Regions from separate parts of the Homo sapiens genome. Here region 2 is linked to region 1. Evidence: chromatin loops called from intact Hi-C (ENCODE). Cell type or tissue: K562. All regions are shown on one strand. Each heading gives the region's core, and the rest is flanking DNA. Links, peaks and the distances in the headings are about the cores only. Region 1 overlaps RELN (reelin). Region 2 overlaps RELN (reelin).

The links. Peaks named below come from ENCODE experiments on the same cell type or tissue, not always from the same donor. Only the 100,000 strongest peaks of a DNase experiment are listed, where the experiment ranks them.
Region 2: a loop joins it to region 1, with 4 times the contacts of the local background. A loop is called at or near these places in 1 of 110 quality-filtered maps.

The regions. Positions count from the first base shown.
Region 1 is chr7:103,841,242-103,846,634 of GRCh38, reverse strand. The region is part of intron 2 of RELN (reelin); the gene reads left to right. Among named protein-coding and RNA genes, the nearest start is that of RELN, 150 kb to the left of the region's middle. In K562, for the core only: no CTCF peak of the experiment used is centred there; a DNase peak (open chromatin) is centred at 2,724.
Region 2 is chr7:103,916,668-103,922,060 of GRCh38, reverse strand. It overlaps RELN (reelin), which reads left to right. Exons shown (of 65, transcript NM_005045.4): 2 at 4,876-4,986. Among named protein-coding and RNA genes, the nearest start is that of RELN, 70 kb to the left of the region's middle. In K562, for the core only: no CTCF peak of the experiment used is centred there; a DNase peak (open chromatin) is centred at 2,540; H3K4me3 peaks cover 197 bases.

The sequences.
Region 1 (5,393 bases), core at 254-5,253:
TTCACTCTGATGATAGTTTCTTTTGCTGTGCAGAAGCTCTTTAGTTTTATTAGATCCCATTTGTCAATTTTGGCTTTTGTTGCCGTTGCTTTTGGTGTTTTAGTCATGAAGTCTTTGCCCACGCCTATGTCCTGAATGGTATTGCCAAAGTTTTCTTCTAGGATTTTTATGGTTTTAGGTCTTACATTTAAGTTTTTAATCCATCTTGAGTTAATTTTTGTATAAAGTGTAAGGAAGGGGTCCAGTTTCAGTTTTCTGCGTATGGCTAGCCAGTTTTCCCAACATCATTTATTAAGTAGGGAATCATTTCCCCATTGTTTCTGTCAGGTTTGTCAAAGATCAGGTGGTTGTAGATGTGTGGCATTATTTCTGAGGCCTCTGCTGTGTTCCATTGGTCTGTATATCTGTTTTCATACCAGTACCATGCTGTTTTTGTTACCGTAGCCTTGTAGTATAGTTTGAAGTCAGGTAGCATGATGCCTCCAGCTTCATTCTTTTTGCTTAGGATTGTCTTGGCTATATGGGCTCTTTTTTTGTTCCATATGAAATTTAAAATAGTTTCTTTCTAATTCTGTGGAGAAAGTCAATGGCAGCTCAATGGGAATAGATTTGAATCTATAAATTACTTTGAGCAGTATGGCCATTTCCACAATATTGAATCTTTCCTATCCATGAGCATGGAATGTTTGGGCAGTGTGGCTATTTTCACGATATTGATTCTTTCTATCCATGAGCGTGGAATGTTTTTCCATTTGTTTGTGTCCTCTCTTATTTTCTTGAGCAGTCGTTTCTTGAGTAGTTCTCCTTGAAGAGGTCCTTCACGTCCCTTGTAAGTTGTATTCCTAGGCATTTTATTCTCTTTGTGGCAATTGTGAATGAGAGTTTACTCCGATTTGGCTGTTTGCCTATTATTGGTATACAGGAATGCTTGTGATTTTTGCACATTGATTTTGTATCCTGAGACTTTAATGATATTACATCATTAAAAAAATTACATGGGGAAAATTAGGAGAATGTCTAAAAAGGCTTTTTAGATGGATGATGTTGAAAAATAGATTGAGAACACTGTCATGAACTAAATGGGTGACAGATCACTTTACAGATATGACAGCAGCCAGTATGGGCTACAGTGGTCAACCACAATGTTGAGAGTGGGTCGGGTGCCTTGGCTCGTGCCTGTAATCCCAGCACTTTGGGAGGCCAAGGTGGGTGTATCACTTGAGGTTAGGAGTTCGAGACCCACCTGGCCAACATGGCAAATGCTGTCTTTTCTAAAAATACAAAAATTAGCCAGGCGTGGTGACGCATGCCTATATTTCAGGTGACTGAGGCCTGAGAATCACTTGAACCCAGGAAGCAGAGGTTGCAGTGAGCCAAGATTGTACCACTGCACTCCAGCCTGGGTGACTCAATCTCAACAACAACAATAAAAAAAAGAGGATGAGAGTGAAGACCATGGGAACATTAATTTTAGCAAAAAAAAAAAAATTTTTTTTTGATAAAACGGTTCTACCTGGAGCTGTTTCTATATGGCAGCAATCACAGGTTATTTAGACAAAACATTGCTATGGATAATTCTTTTAGTTTAGCCAGTCTGGATGTACAGTTAAAATAATCAGATCCTGTTTCTACATGCAGAGCGTTTCTGGAGTTAGACAAGGGTTATCATTGCCTCTTGTTCCTTACTTTGGCTGGGGTTTCATGCTCAGCATGAGTGATCTCCAGCTCATTTACCTATTTAAATGGACACTTTATTTGAGTGCAGTAGAAACAGAGGGGACTGAGATATATTCTTTAATTCTGCAAATAAAATTTCAACATTTAATGAACATTATCCTAATCACTTTACATGAAATTTAGCATTTAATCCTCACAATATGAATTGTTTTACTTAATCATTCCCACAGTTCTATTGAGTAGATCTTATTATCTATCTATAACAAAATAATGATCCTGGGACTTAGAGAGTTTAAGTAACTTGTTCAAGATCACACCACTAAAAATTGACAGGGCTGAATCCCATGTGACTAGTAGTCACTGAAGTCACTAGTGATATGGACAACTTACTTAACCCCTTTAAACTTGTATAAAATAGGAATAATAATAACACTTCTTAGGGTTTTTAATGAAAAAATGTGTTAATCTTTGTAAAACACTCAGAACTTTGCCTGCATCATTAAATACTCAGCAAATGTTAGCTGTTATTAGTTTGTCCAGAATCTTCTCTCTTTCTCTCTTTTTTGAGCATTAGGGTAGGCAGAAGTCTGAATCATGGTGCTGAGTAGTAATTTTGATATTGTAGTAAACTTCCCAGATAGGTCAACTGGGCATTTCTTTGGCATTGAGGAGAGAGAGAAAAGACAGGCTTGAGAATATTGGAGGTAGCTTTTAGGACCTGGTGATAGTTTTATTTTGGTTTTGTTTTAAAGAAAGCTTTGTTGAGACTCTTTTTAGTCTCCTACATGGCTTGGATTTGTATCTGTAAAGCCTCTTCCTTTTTGATTTTCTGTGGCCTGCATATGTGTAAAATCTGACTCCTAAACTGGAAGTTGGGTTGTGAATTAAACACACAAGAGAGCAGGTCACAGGAGCAGGCACCAGGTGGTGAGGCAGAATATATTTCTGGACAGGTAGCCAGCATGTTGCCGTTAGTTTGAGGAGAGGCTGGGGGCAGGCAGTGCGAAGTGATTATCTACCACCATGCAGCTGTTAAGCAGGGAGGGAGAGTATGCAGTGTTAGGAGAGAAGGCAGCAGAGATAAGCTTTGGGCCAGCAGATCAGAGAGCTTCCATTACAGACAGGCAGGGCAGAGTCTGCACAGCTCTTTGAAAAGGATGCTGTATTGTCAAACTCAGTGGTCACACAGACCCAAGTATAACTGGATGGCTTTGCCCCTTGGGAGAACAGCATTTGACTTAGAAATGTCTCACTCATATCTGTATCTAACTCAGAGATGTGTCTACCAAGAGGACAAAGGGTATATAATAACTGATGAAAAATTTAGGCATTTGGAGAAAAAGACAGAGAGCCTAAGCTTGTGCCTTATAGGAAGGGCTCTCTTCCTGTTTATTCTCAGATGGTTTGCATTCTATAACTGGATTTGGACAGGGTTTCTATTGGATCAGGACACATGTCTTCCCAGAACTAATGTACTACTATTTAGGGATGTGGGGAGGAAGCCAGCAGACAATGTAGTGGAACCTGTGTTCAGATGCCACTCACTAGTCCTATTATCCTTGGCAAGTCACTTAAATCTACTGAGTCTTACTGGGCGTAGTGGTGTGTGCCTGTAATTCCAGCTACTCAGGAGGCTGAGGTGGGAGGATTGCTTGAGCCTGGAAAGTTGAGGCTGCAGTGAGCTGTGATCATACCAGTGCACCTGAGCCTAGGTGACAGAGCAAGACCCTGTCTCCTAAAAAAAAAAAATTTCCTGAGTCTTGGTTCCTTTATCTTTAAAATGGGAATGATAATAATAGCCAACATGTACAACACTGTGTGCCGTACACTCACTTACTCTTCACAGCTACCCTATTATTATCATCCTCATTTTCCTGGAAAGGAAACTGAGGAATAGAATGATAGAGTAACCTGCCCAAGATTCCACAACTCCTTGGCAGTGAGCAAGGTTCTAAACATAGGCAGACAGGGTTTCTATGCTGTCAACTTTTCCCCTCTCCTGCCTCTCTAAACGTGGCACAGAGAGGCATTCAGTAAATGGTAGTTCTGGGAGAGGAATGGGGAGGCAGCATCAAGACATCTCATCTTTTAAGTGCACTGAGTAAGGAAAGAATCAAGTTGACTTAGAATTGGCTCTATTTATAGAACTAACTAGAGGTGTGGAAATAGGTAGTTTCTCTTCCATTTCTAACTTAAGTCCATAGATACACAATTCCAGAATGACTTTTAAAAGGTTTTAGTGCTTTTTGGCTTCTTAAACTTAAATCTGAAACCAAATAATCAAATCAGTGCTTTGAAAAGTAAATATACACAGTGTATATGTGCTAGTGTGTGTGCACGTACTATTCAATATCTTGTAGCATTACTCTACTTAAGAGCTATTGTTTTCATACCTATTTTCATCAGGCTGGTACTTCACAGATAAGCTGCAATAAGGGTGTTTTTAGGAAATTCTATGATTACTTTTCAGCATATGAAATCATGTTTGGCTTTGTTGAAATGTCTGAGTACATTGACCTAGGAAAGAAAGAAAATAATAGACAAGCCAAATTCTGTAAGTAGACAGTTATTCATATTTGAATTAACAGATTAAAGAGGGATAAAAAGGAATTCTATAATTCATTTTTTCTTTTTCATTTACAATATAACACTAACTTTCCAAACTACATTTTCAGAACAGTCTGTGTTTTTTTTTTTTATTAACTGATGGAAGCCTTTAGATATCCCTTTTAAAGAAAGAGCAAATGATGAAAAGGAAAGGAAATGGAAATCATCTTAGATATTTGTGCCATTCTTAGCTTACACTTCTTATGTAGACATAAGGTGATAACTTTGCTAAACTTCCTGAAAAAATATCGTACCAAGCTTTGTGAAAGTGTTTGAAATAATAAAATATTTCTTTTACAATTGTATCATTTTTATATATGGGGTTATATTTTTCACATAAAAAAATCATAATTTTAATGTACTTGCCCTTTGTTTGGTAATACCCTATCCACAGATGTCTTAGTTCTTGAAACCCATGAAAAATAGACCAAGGCTTGTTGAACCCACTTTAACACTAACCATGGCAAATTATAAACTAAAGAGATTTGAGTAATCCACATCTTTCATCTATGAAATATAGAATTGACCCAACATGAATGTGTAATGTTATCAATAGGTGGGTTATTTTTGGTAATAAAATATTCATTGTGTTTCTTGGAAGCGAGTAGCCTACATTTTTATGAACATATGTACATTTTCTTGTAGAGATGGGGGATCATAGAACTTCTAGTTACCGTTTTGAAGACTCAAAGAGTGCACATTAAAAGCACAGAAAAGTATTCCTGGGGGAAAACGGGGTTCACACAAGGTTTAGTCACAAACTTAAAATAACTGAGGACTTGTCAAGGAAAATGACATCCTGGAAGGAACAGAAATGTATGTCACTGTCTTAAAAGAGAGTGTGGGGGCAACTTTAAACTAATTAAAGACATTGTGAGTCAAATCTTGCTGAAGTATAATGTGGATAAAGGAAACTCTGCTATTGATTCCTATCCTTCAACCACAACTTTGACAAAGAAGACAAATATTTGATATTTGTTGTCTAGATACCCAAGGTTTGTATGACAATGATTTTAAAACATCCATACTTTATTAAAGGAATCATGGCTTTACAGAGTGATATTGATTGTTGGTACAGAAATTACAGCAAAGTTATGATTCTTTTTTAA
Region 2 (5,393 bases), core at 162-5,161, 76 kb before region 1:
ATAAATGTTTCTATGTGGTTGAATTCAACAAAAGTTGAGCTTCTCCCTTGAGCCAAACTCTGGGGAAAGTAGTCTGTGAATGAGCTCTGGGGTCACTGAGGAGGGAGAGGTGAATTTCCCCAGGAGGTCAGAACAGACTGCATGAGAGAGATGACATTTGAACCTGCACCTGAATACCTTAACAAAAGGTAACCTGGCAAGGGGTCATTCTAGGTAAGAGCAGAGGCCAGGAGGCAGAGAAGTATAGAACGTGTTCTGGTTTAACTGTTTAATCCAGTTAACATCCTTTAATCAGATGTTTTCAGCTGAAATGGAGAAATTTGACTGGAGGGACTAGTTATGGCCACAACCCAAAGGTCTTTGAAACCACATTGAAGATTTAGGGTTTTAATCTATGGACATTAGGAAGCTAGAGATGTTGATTGAACAAGGGAATTATGTGATCTAAGATGCATTTGCTTTCTAATTATAGATAATAATATACATGCTTTATTTCCCCCTTAAAATGGACTGGCAAGTTCAGAATTCTGTATGAAATCGATAATATTGATATTTTCCTCTGTAATAAAGTAGCCAGTTCTCTTGACATTTTAATGCAAAACTATGAAAGATATAAAAATTGACTCCAAGAGGGAAGAAGTCCCTTGGGAAAGAATTTTACAAATTTGACCATAAAAATTTGTAAAGCCATGAATAAAGACTGAATATATGGGAGAATGGATTGTTTAAATAGGAGTTTACCTATTTAAGCTCACTAGATTATTATTTAATGATTTTATGTAAACCTTTGGTGTCTGATATGGATAACTTGTGGGTGTTATCCCATAGTGGTGATCTATTTTAATTTGTATAAAATAGCTAGAATTGACAGGATGTCAGATGGAGTTTATAAACATTTTTGTCAAGGGAGAACTATTTCTAAATATCTCTGCCCGTCTAGTTAATAAAACCCAAATTACAGTGCTTACACAAGTCTTAGCTCATAGAAGTTGCTTAGTTTTCTGTCTCAATCAATCATACACCTTGCTTCATTCTTTAAGTCTGAATGCATTACGTACCTTCTAGTACATTTTACTATTTGGCTTAGTTTACTCACTGGAAGTGCATTTACCACAGATTTCTTCTTCTCCTCACCAACTTTTTAATATAAATGTTTTCTAAAATGAAAGTTAAAAGACTAGTACAACAGGTGGGTATGGTGGCTCATGCCTGTAATCCCAGCATTTTGGGAGGCTGAGGCAGGTGGATCACTTGAGGCCAGGAGTTCAAGACCAGCCTGGTCAACATGGTGAAACCCTGTCTCTACTAAAAATACATTCATTAGCCACACATGGTGGCACACCCCTATAGTCACAGATACCCAGGAGGCTGAGGCACGAGAATGACTTGAACCCAGGAGGTGGAGGCTGCAGTGAGCTGAGATTGTGCCACTGCACTCCAGCCTGGGTAAGAGAGCGAGACTCTCTCAAAAAAAAAAAAAACAAAAAAAAAAACCAAAGACTGGTACAACAAACATGTGTATACCCACTACTTAGACTTGGCAATTGTTCATAGTACATAATATGCTAATTTGAAAGTGAATTGACATGGAAAATATTATTTGTTACCCATTTTAACATTAATTAGATCATTTGACTGATAATCTTGGAAAGGGCATGAAGGATTTGCTTATTAACAGGTCTGAGTTAGATATCAGTTAGACACATATAGCCCAATAGTTACTTTTCTTAAAAGTAGTTCGAATATAAAAAATTTGTCCAATTATCCCCATCCTAATATACCCAAATTTATGTCTTTTACCTACAACTTCTACTTATGCAAGTCTACTTTATAAATAAATATTTTTAAAGGAAACATTTTAAAGTGACAATCACTATGGAACGTTTTAAACTATGCAGCTTGGAACCATAACATTCTGAATCAGAGTATCAGAAAACTGCAAAAATGTCTGTAGTGGGAATTAGTGTATTTCACATTCTTCAAATGAGTATATCTAGATCTACACACATGGATAATCCTATGATTCATGGAGAGCTTGTTTATTTTAAATAGTAGACAGCAGTTTTATCTCTGTCTTTAAACAGCTTCATCAATGGGCCAAATTGGTGACCTGAAAGTTATAAGTTTCCTTCTAGTTCATATACATATTTAAATAATTTTACATTCACAAGTGTGAACCTCAGTTTTTAAAATCATGTCCCATATTATTTCTGTGTATGGTAAATTTTCCCTTTAACTTGTCATAAATCACTTTTCCGCTTTCAAGAACCATTCCAATTGCCTGGATGGCACCAGGTTGTGGATGTAAGCGATGAGTTAAGACTAGAGAGGCTAAAATAGTGCTTGAAAAGTGAGTCAAGTGAAATTAGAGGAAAGAAAGTCGTCAGGGCACAGAGGAAAGATTAGAGCTGGTGCGCGTGTGGAGTCACATAGCTTGGTAGAAAGGAATGAGGCAGACACTAAAGGGTTCTCCCTTTTAGGTTGGGGGAGAGGGCCCCATGTGAAAACCAAAAACTGCAGGGGCCGATGTCACAGGAAACTTGGGCAGATTAACCGAGGGCTGCAAGTAGAGATAAGTGGAAGCCTTTCTGTGAAAGAGAAAGAAAGGGGATGGAGAGAAGGGTGTTCCTGACATAGATTCAAAGTCGAAGTTCCTTGGTGTGAAGTTTTCAGTATGCTCCTTTATACTGCTCATGGGTTCACCACCAGTGTTCCAGTCAGTGAAAACATGTGGGCTGCAGACATTCTGAAATGGTCTGCATGTTAAGAGAATTCACACTGTGTCCAGTGGTTTTTACACACAGAGATTGGACCCATTATCTTCTTGAAGAAGTGGAAGCCTGGTAACCAGAAAGATATGCCTTAAATCCCATGAGAGTCTGGGCAACATTTCCTCCTCTTTCTAAAAAAAAAAAAAAAAAAAAAAAGACCGATTATCAGTTCACATATGGATTATGCATCACATCTGCTTAAACGAGGAAAAGGAATGCTTATTCCACTGTCAAAAGAGTAGCGTTTTTCCAAAGGCAAATATCATTTTTTCCTAAAAAATTCTGAACTCTAGCAAGCAGATTATAATCAATTCATTTCAAACAAGTATTTTTTTCTTTAGATGATTCGTGTAAGCATACAGCATCTGATAAAATTTATGCATACTTACGCCTTTTAAAAAATGTCTTTGGCTGGTCTTTTAGTCAGTTTCTCTCTGCATTGATCTGTCTTGCACTCTGGAAAGCATTTTACATATTTAAATAGCCAACTTTTCTCTGTCTTCTTTTTTTCCATGTGGCTTTTCCAAGTGGGGCTCATCTGATGTATAAAGTCTAGGATTCATAACATACTTTTCCTCTGGAAACAAGCTAAAGATAAAACAACCTTGCACTACTTTTATATGAATAAGTTATTCATTAATAATTCACTAAATATTGAGCACCTAAGAGTACCATAAATTATTCTAGACACTCGAGATATATCAGTGAACGAAATACTTGAGATGCCTGCCTTGATGGAGTTTGGCCATGGTTACTTTGCCACTTTGGGATCTGAGGGGAGCAAAGAAGAAACAGGAAATAACCCATGTAGACAGCATCAAAACATTTTAGATGATATCAGATGGTCCTGGGCCAGGTTCTTAATGGCTCTGTTCTACACATTCTTCTTTTGTATGCTGGAAATAATAATAGTATCCCTCTTATAGGTATGTTTTGACAATTGAATGAGATAATATATGTAAACTACTTACCTCAGTGCCCAACTAAGTGGTTGATGTGCCAGCACTAAAAAATATTAGCTATTATTTCTTGTTAAAGGATGAGAAGGTGGTTTGTTCCAATCCCCCATGCCATTATGGGAGTAGCATGATGTCAGGCTATTCTATTGATATGTGTCTTGTTTTATGCTTTGTAATATGGATGTTTCAGACCATTTAGCTCTGTTCACCGGATTTTCTGGAGTTTAATTTAAACATTCTCATTAAAGTTAATGTGACTCTGGTCATTCTCCTTATTGCCACCAAGGATGATGACAGCCTTGTACTGTGCACTACCTAAATAATATTATTACCTTCCCTTGGTTGCTTCCTACAAATGGCATCATCTCAATCTTATAAAACCTATGCAGGAGAAAATGTTACGTCAAGCAGGAAATTATGGTCAGGTTTTAGGGTGGTGAGCAAGATAAAATTTGAAGAAGCCAAGCCTGAGTAGCATACGTATATATTTAATTTTACCCTTTTCTTCCCAGCAACGTCCTGATTTTATGGTTATAAAACCACTCCTCTTCCAGACTTTGTTCTCAAACTTAAAGCATGCAGTGATCTTCCTTTCTTCTTCACGAGAGGAAAAAGTCTGGCTGTCTTCATGCAAATTAGTCGGCTTTTGTTGGAAAACTTCAGGGAACTCATCTTTGAAATATGGACTCACAATAAGAAATGTGGTTCATCTTACTGTTCTTCTTTCAGCTGATGTATAGTTGTTTCCCACAGTATGAAAGACTTAAAAAAAAAAAAAAGCATTTTATCATAATGCCAAAACTCCAGCAATGCCTTTGACTGCCTTCAGGGGTGGTAGTGGAGGTGGGGAAACCATCTATTCAATATTACATTATTTTCAGATGATTGTTCACATAAGAAATGTGTAAATGAATGCAGAAAGGTAGGACTGATGTTCTAAATTTAGGACCAGCAATTGTAGACACTGGAGTTCCGAGCTTCTTTATTCTCCTCTGTAATTTCTCATACAAAAAATACCAACTAGGTATAGTATAAAAATAATTTGTTAATGAGTAAAGATTGTTTTGACAATGTCTAACACTTCAGAAATATATTGTGTTATTCTGACTGTATTGAGAGTTTTTTTTTTCTTTCTTACATTTCAGTGACAATTTCAACAAGCACCTTTTTTGACGGCTTGCTGGTGACAGGACTATACACATCTACAAGTGTTCAGGCATCACAGAGCATTGGAGGTTCCAGTGCTTTCGGATTTGGTAAGCTATTCTCACAAACCAGAAATTTGGGGGTATTTTATACAGTCATAGGTCTTATGTTTTAAAGTATCTGTTTTAACAGTGTTAGACCTTTATTACTTCCAAGAAAATAATCTGAAGTGTTTTGTTTTTGTGTGTGTTTGCTTGATGTTGGGTGAATTGAAATAAGTCATGTAAATGTGCAGCTAACCTTGATCTTGGCATGATGAACTTTCTTTCATTCTCTCCCTCCACTGCCGCAATTATACTTGGTCCTCTGGGGTTCATGTAAATTTCCATATTCTGTTACTTAAGTGGCTGGAATTTGCTCTGATGTCCACGCAATCATTCAGTAATCTGTTCTCATAAACAGTTCTTAAAATATTATGGTTAATGAAAAGTGTCGTGTTAAATCTGGCAACTGAACA